Linked DNA regions of Homo sapiens: all the other regions are linked to region 3. Evidence: read pairs that join two places in POLR2A ChIA-PET (ENCODE). Cell type or tissue: MCF 10A. All regions are shown on one strand.

Region 1 (2,500 bases), 130 kb after region 3:
ACACACACACACACACCCACGAGTCTCTCCTGCTGAAGCAAGTGCTTTAACAAGCAGAATATGTTCATACATGGTAGATAAATAAGGAATTAAATCACTAACATGTAAAATTGGGTTAATACAGTTTTTCATAAGGTGACTATGCCTTGTCCTGTCATATAAAACAAATCGAATGCAAAAATATTGAACATGGTATCTCTTGAGTGACACACAAAATAACAAACACTTCATCTCCTCCCTCTTATCTCAGTTTACCTATAGTCATTGCCCTACCAAGTGCGTGATGTGCTGTTATCCTGAGTTCTATCCTCTTCTTGATAGAAGTATTTAATACTGTGTTCAATGTCCTGGAAACAAGAATCTGAAACATGATTTTAAAAGAAATGCCTGAAGGCCAGGCATTGTGGCTCATGCCTGTATTCCCAGCACTTTGGGAGGCTGACGGGGGTGGATCACCTGAGATCAGGAGTTTGAGAGCAGACTAGCCAAGATGGTGAAACCCCATCTCTACTAAAAATACAAAAGTTAGCCAGCTTGTAGCCCCAGCTACTTGGGAGCTTGAGGCAGGAGAATCTCTTGAACCCAGGAAGCAGAGGTTGCAGTGAGCAGAGATTGCACCACTGCACTCCAGCCTGGGTGACAAAGGGAGACTCCATCTAAAAAAATAAATTAATAAAAATGTAAAAATAAATAAATAAAAGAAATGTCTTAAATACTGAGAAGTTTGAAATAATAAAATATTTTTGAATAAATGAGAGCATATGCTATTCACCACAGCAATAAGCTAAATGTTGCACTCCGTCAGAGATGAGACCGCTAGTGAGCCTAACACATCAGTTACTATCAGCTTCAAGTGATATTGATAAACAATTGTAGTGGATTAAAGGTCAAGTTTTTTTGTTTTGTTTTGTTTTTTGTTTTTTTGAGACAAAGTCTCGCTCTGTTGTCCAGGCTGGAGTGCAGTGGTGTGATCTCAGCTCGCTGCAACCTCTGCCTCCTGGATTCAAATGATTCTCATGCCTCAGCCTCCCAAGTAGCTGGGATTACAGGCATGTACTACCACACCCAGCTAATTTTTGTATTTTCAGTGGAGACAGTGTTTCACCATGTTGGCTGGCTTGTCTTGAACTCCTGACCTCAAGTGATCCGCCCGGCTTGGCCTCCCAAAGTTCTGGGAGTACAGGCGTGAGCCACCACGCCCAGCCAAAGATCAAGATTTTAATGTCAAGAGCATCAGCATAGAACTTTGCAGTTATCCAGTTTCATTTAGAGTTATACAGCTTCCTTACAAAAGGGAGGAACTGGCAAATCAACGAAGCGGATTGCTGTTTTAAGCCAGTACAGAAGTAAAAGATTGACGACAATGACCCTCCAGTATAACAACATTTAGTCCCAAGAATGATGATGTCCTTCATTCCACCTTTTGTACATACCTCAAAAGCCACAGTATTTCACCATACCCACTTACCAAGCAAACTCCCCATCTTTTGTCAAAGTAAAGTGCTACATTTACTACATAATTTCTTTATTAGGAACTGAAGATGTTTAACACTGTGGTCATGTTTTTATTGGGTGTGGGTTCTGTTTGTTTGATGTATTACTTATGAGACTGCACAAATATTGAATGTTCTACTTCAACTCTATTTTTTCCAGAAGCCCTATTATTTGTAGTGAGCAAAACTCTGTAACCTAATGATTTTCAGGAATATATATTCCACGTTTATGAGAAATATATCTTCCCTTTCATTCCCTGTCTTAGACTCCGCCATTTTGGTTCAAGGCTTTCCACTTTCTTGAAGCACATAAATAAATGATGCCCAAAAAAGACAATGAATGTGAAATCTGGTTAATGTAATTCACAAAATAACAGATTGAAGAGACAATCCATATATTTATTTCAATTGATGAAGAAAAGGCATTTGATAAAAATTCAACATCCTTTCATGAGAAAAACTCTTAGCTAACTAGAATTAAAAGGGAACTTTATTAACCTGATTCAGCAGAACATGGGATGAATTCCACAAGGTCACATGGCATGGGCTAAGGAATGCCTTTACTGGGTGAAACCAGTGAGCCAAGGATCAGCACTCCTAAGCATGGGATACTCCCAGCAGACACTCCCATCATTACTCGCTTCAGCCTACATTGAGGTGTTCTGAGGCCATGCACAGCTATTAGTCAGTGAGGCAGGACAGCAGCGTTTCTCAACATCAATACTATTGGCACTTGGAGACAGATCATTGTTTGTTGTGAAAAGCTGTCTTGTGCATTGTTAGATATTTAGCAGCAACCTCAGCCTCTAGACACTGGATGTGAGAAGCACATCTGTCCCAGTTGTGACAATCAAATATGTCTCCAGACATTGCCAAAGTCCCCTGGGGACAAAATAACCACCTTTTGAGAAGGTAGTTTACTACTACAAAACAGGAACATTGTCCCCTGCAATTTTACCTTCTTATAATATGAATATGAGAAGTTCCTTATGGGGCTTGCTTCCTAG
Region 2 (2,500 bases), 97 kb after region 3:
TTTCTATCTTAAACTTTTAACAATATGATTATAATGCTTCCTGGTTTGAGTCTCCTTGGATTCATCTTAGTTGGTGTCATTTAGGCTTACTACTAGGATCAGGATTTTTTTTTTCCTTTGGCTTATGAAGTTTTGCCATCATTTCTTCAGATATGTTTTCTGTTCCCTTTTCTCCTTCCTCTACTTCTGACATGCCAATAATGCATAGGCTTTTCCCTCTTGGTAGTGTCCTGGAAGTCACTTAGGCTACCTTCACCCTTTTTCACTCTTGCTTTTGTTTTCTTGTTTTTTGTTTTTTTTTCTCCTTAGATTGGATGATTTCCAGTGGCCTGTATTCTAATTCACCAGTTTTTCTTTCTCCTTGATTTAGTCTGCTATTGAACCTCTCTATTGAATATTTCAGTTCAGTTATAGTATTCTTCAGATCCATGATTTCTGTTTGCTACTTTTTTATACTATCTCTTTGTTGAAATTCTGAGTTTCTTCTTGCATTCCCCTTCTGACCTCGCTGAGCATCTTTATAATCATTATTTTTAATTCTCTTTTGGGTAAATAACATATCCCCATTTCATTTGGGCTGGCTTCCTGATTTTGTTTGGTTTATTTATTTGTTTTGTTTTGTTCTTATATATTCCCATGTTTCTTTGTCTTTCTTGACTCTTTGTGTTGATTTCTGCATATTAGATAAGACAACTACAACTTCCAGTCCTGTCAAACTGTGATTTTGTAGGAAAAAAAAATTCCACCAATCCACCTGGTCAGAGATTTTAAGATGCTTCTCAAATATTTGTGTTTTTTCAGACTGCTGGCTCTGTTTTTGATGTCTCCATAGAGCTTAGGATGTGCCTCCTCCTATCTGTACCCAGAGACTGCTAAGGTAGAAGCCTGACTCTCTAAATGTAACTGAAAGGATTGGGATGATGAATGTGTGTTCCAGTTTCATCTATCTTCGCTGAAGCTGAGCATGGGCATTATGGTCCAAAACTCTTTGCAGTAAGCCAGGGAGATAATCTGTGGCAAATGCTGTGCTCCTGTTCAGGCTGCACCCTCTGATCGTGGGAAATGCTGTGCTCACACTGATGCTGCACCCTCTGATCATAACACCCTCTGCTATAGACAGATAGCTTCTGGAACGAAATTGTTGTAAAACCACTTCTTTGTTTTCTGTAGTTTAGGGCAGCTCAGGAATACAAAGCCCCATTGACTCTCACAGCTAAGTTGTTAAAGAGATAGTCCATTTGGTGAGAGCTATAAAACTTGCAGTACTTGGTCCATAGCCAAACTCCTTCCAGGAAGAATGAGTAAGCCTAGATTTATCATTGGGCAAGCTGGATGGAAGTCTCAAGAAGTGCCAAACCCTTGCTCTGGCTGTCAGAGGGCTCTTGTTTGTTTACCCCATTAACTCCCAAATGCAAGTTCATTAATAGCTAGGCCATCACTTAGCCACAGGAAGAGTGTGCTGTAAGCCCTTTCTGGAGAGAAAATAAGAGCTGCACATTCTTGCTCCTTTTCTGTACTTCTTCAAGGGGGAGTAGCCCCTGGAATTTGTTGCACTCCCATTTAAAACCAACTTTTTTGTTCCATGATCTAGAAAGACTAGAATATGCTTGTCCCCCTGTTCACAGAGCTAAGAAGTTTAAGGAGTCCTTCAGGAGGTAGCTGTCTGACTTGGGGCAACTGATACATGGCATAAACACTTTCTGGGGAAAAATGGGACAGGGTTTTTCTATACCTCTTCTCCTTACTCTTCCTGGGCGATGTAACCCCAGATGTGCTCACATGCCCATATAAAACTGTCACTTTTTTTAACTGTGGTTGGAAGAGACATGCATTCCAGTCTCCTCTACTCCCAGAACTAGGAGGATTAGTTCCCTCAGGTGGAAATTGTAAAAGTTGGGGCACTTGATGTGTGAAATGTGTGAACAAATTCCTTCCAGGTGGAATTAATAGACTTAATTATCACTGCAGTGAGCTGGAGAAGAAAGCTTGAAAAGTGGCTATCTACTTCTCAGGTTAACACTTGTCTGCTTCTTTAACTCCCCAATGCAAGTTAGTTAGAAGCCAGGCCACTAGGTAGCCACTGGAAGAGTGTGTCATAAACCCCTTCCAAGGAAAAAAGAAAAAGAAGCTGCATTTTTATTGTTGTTATTGTTGTTTGCCTTTTTTCTTCCTTTCTTTCTTATTTGTTTTATTTGATCAATTCTGCCTTTGACATTCTTAATTGTATCTTTTTCATTTTATTCATTGCATTTTTCAGGTCTAATATTCTGTTTGATCTTCAAAAATTATATTCAATCTCTCTGTTAACATTTTCTCATACGTTTCTGAATTGATTCTGTATTAGTCTGTTCTCACACTGCTATAAAGGACTGCCAATGACTGGGGAATTTATAAAGAAAGCGATTTAATTGACTCACCATTTTGCATGACTGGGGAGGCCTCAGGAAACTTACAATCATTGTGGAAGGGGAAGTAAACACGTTCTTCCCCTTCCATGGGA
Region 3 (2,500 bases):
TGGCTCATAGTAGTTACCTTGTGCATATTAATTTTCTTCCTTTTCTTTTTCCACCAAAATTTGACTGATGATTGATTATGTCCAAGTCTTCTGATCCACCAAAATTCAAACCATGGAGTGACTTTTGTATAAAGGGATCTGCTGCCAGTTGCCTGTTTGGTTGTGGAATACTTAAATACTTCATGTGGGGCCATCGCTACTTGATAATGAGTGGGTCTTTCATGTCTGTGGAAAGTTCCACAAACCTTCACCTTAGGAATGAATGGGAGAATTCCAAGCATGAAGATAATGAGTCAAGAGCTTGGAGTTTGTAGCTAGATGAGCTTTGGTTGAATTTTATTTTATTTTATTTTTTTAAGACAGGGTATCGCTCTGTCCCCCAAGCTGGAATGCAGTGGCACAATCATGGCTCACTGCAGCCTCAAACTCCTGGGCTAAAGCGATCCTCCTGGCTCAGCCTCCCAAGTAGCTGGGACTACAGGCATACGTACGTCATCATGCCTGGCTAATTTTTTACATTTTTTTGTAGAGATGGGGTCTCAATATGTGGCCAGGGCTGGTCTCAAACTCCTACTCTCAAGGAATCCATACACCTCAGCCTCCTGGGCAGCTGAGACAGCAAGTGTGCGACCCTACACTCAGCTATGGGCTGAATTTTAGAGATAATGGTCGCTCTCTTTATAATTAGAAGCAACCTATGCAGACTGGGTAGCAAATAGAATGGGTTTAATTTTTTGCTGTCATGTGAGATCTGTAAGGGATTTTGGGGAATTTTAGGAAGCAATCCTCTAAGATCTCAAATTATCTCACAGCTAAATGTAGATTACAGTGACTGATGAGCTGCTTTCCCCCTTTATCTCAGATTCATTTCAATTCTCTTTAGTGGGAAGGGATACTATTCATTTGTTCTTTTCATTCAGAGTCCCTTCATGCCCTTAATTTCATAACCCTCTGAGAAGGGCTGACTTGTTAGTATCATTTCATTTCACAGCTGAGACAACTGAGCTCCAGAGAGATTTGTGGAGAGCGGAGCTCTTCTTCAGCTTTCATTTGTGAGTGCTTTTCCTGTGTCAGGCACAGAACAGGCACTGGGGATATAACGGTGTAAATATTTCAGGGAACTAAGTATCAGTTGGTTGAACGAGCTGAACTTTTGAGAAAGAAACTGCATTGAGTAATCAGCAGAGTTTCACAATGCCTGAGAGTCCAGTAATGTGAGAATCAGAATTAGCAATGTGAGAATAGAATGTATTGCACAAAGTCTCAGCAGGGAGTCTGTGTCTGGTTTTAGTTCCAGGTCCGGGTAGCACCTTTGCAATTGACCACTTCTTCCCTCTCTCCACCTATAAGGCTAATGGCCTGGGATCTTGTGATGTTTAGGGCTCAGATGGACACTGAGATGGCCTCTTTAATCAACCAACTTCCCAGGCCAATCTCTTCCCTTTCTTTTCTGATAGTTGCTGTGTTGGCCTCATAGCCTTACCTGGCATAGGAAAGATAAACAATCTCCTTGGTGTCAGGATTTCTGGTCTCTGGCTACGTTTCCTGCTTATGCAATAGTAGCTGGGAGAGGCCGAAAGAATTCTGGTGGGGCCACACCCACTGGTGAAAGAATAAATAGTGAGGTTTGGCATTGGCCATCAGAGTCACTCCTGCCTTCACCATGAAGTCCAGCGGCCTCTTCCCCTTCCTGGTGCTGCTTGCCCTGGGAACTCTGGCACCTTGGGCTGTGGAAGGCTCTGGAAAGTGTAAGTTGGAGTCACTCTGGTCTAATCTGGGCTGCAGGGTCAGAGGTGGGGTCTCCTTGTGGTGTGGGTGTGTCCCCTTCTGTAGGCTCTGATCCCTCAGCTTAGTTTCGGGAGACCTCCCTGAGGGTGGAATACATGTCTGGCTGAGCTCCAAGGTTTGTGTGACAGTTTGAGCTTCTGGAAATGCTTCCTCTATGCAGCCATGCTGTCAGCCCAGGTCCCACTCTCTCTCTCTCTCTCTCTCTCTCTCTCTCTCTCTCATACTCCGCCTTCTTCTTCACCTGTCTGCGACTCTCAAATCATTAGTTTCTGACTCTGCTTCCTTGTGTCTTTGCTTCTGCTATTTTGTCTCTGTGCTTCTGCCTTGGGCTTTAGCTCTCAACTTCTCTCACACTGGTTCTATTTATCTTTGTTTACCTCTCTCCATCTCCATCACTCCCAGCCTTCCTCTCTGCCTTTGTGTAGCCTTGTTTTGCTCTTGGGTGGGAGGTCTTGACTAGAAGCCTGCTGCCCTTTTCTTGGGTGTGAAACGTCCCCTGTCCATTTGTCTAATTTAATCAAGCCCATCAATACACCTGGAGATCAGGCAGGCATGACCCTTTGGGCTTTGTGGACAGCTACTGAGGTAAGGGTCTCTCCCCCTCAAAAGTGGTGCTTTGTTCAGGAGGCATGATGGGTCCTCAGTACCCAGCCTCCTCCTGACCTCTTGACTTTCTCTTCAAAAGCCTTCAAAGCTGGAGTCTGTCCTCCTA

What was found. Peaks named below come from ENCODE experiments on the same cell type or tissue, not always from the same donor. Only the 100,000 strongest peaks of a DNase experiment are listed, where the experiment ranks them.
Region 1: POLR2A ChIA-PET joins it to region 3 with 10 read pairs; 3 of 35 experiments call an interaction of 5 or more read pairs at or near these places.
Region 2: POLR2A ChIA-PET joins it to region 3 with 20 read pairs; 2 of 35 experiments call an interaction of 5 or more read pairs at or near these places.

What each region holds. Positions count from the first base shown.
Region 1 is chr20:45,127,871-45,130,370 of GRCh38, reverse strand. No RefSeq gene overlaps it. Among named protein-coding and RNA genes, the nearest start is that of WFDC12, 4.7 kb to the right of the region's middle. In MCF 10A, no CTCF peak of the experiment used is centred here; no DNase peak of the experiment used is centred here.
Region 2 is chr20:45,156,952-45,159,451 of GRCh38, reverse strand. No RefSeq gene overlaps it. Among named protein-coding and RNA genes, the nearest start is that of PI3, 17 kb to the left of the region's middle. In MCF 10A, no CTCF peak of the experiment used is centred here; a DNase peak (open chromatin) is centred at 1,281.
Region 3 is chr20:45,253,707-45,256,206 of GRCh38, reverse strand. SLPI (secretory leukocyte peptidase inhibitor) reads left to right here and starts at 1,643. Exons shown (of 4, transcript NM_003064.4): 1 at 1,643-1,748; 2 at 2,474-2,500. The coding sequence starts at 1,664. The region is part of intron 2 of LOC105372630 (a long non-coding RNA gene); the gene reads right to left. In MCF 10A, no CTCF peak of the experiment used is centred here; DNase peaks (open chromatin) are centred at 1,206 and 1,576.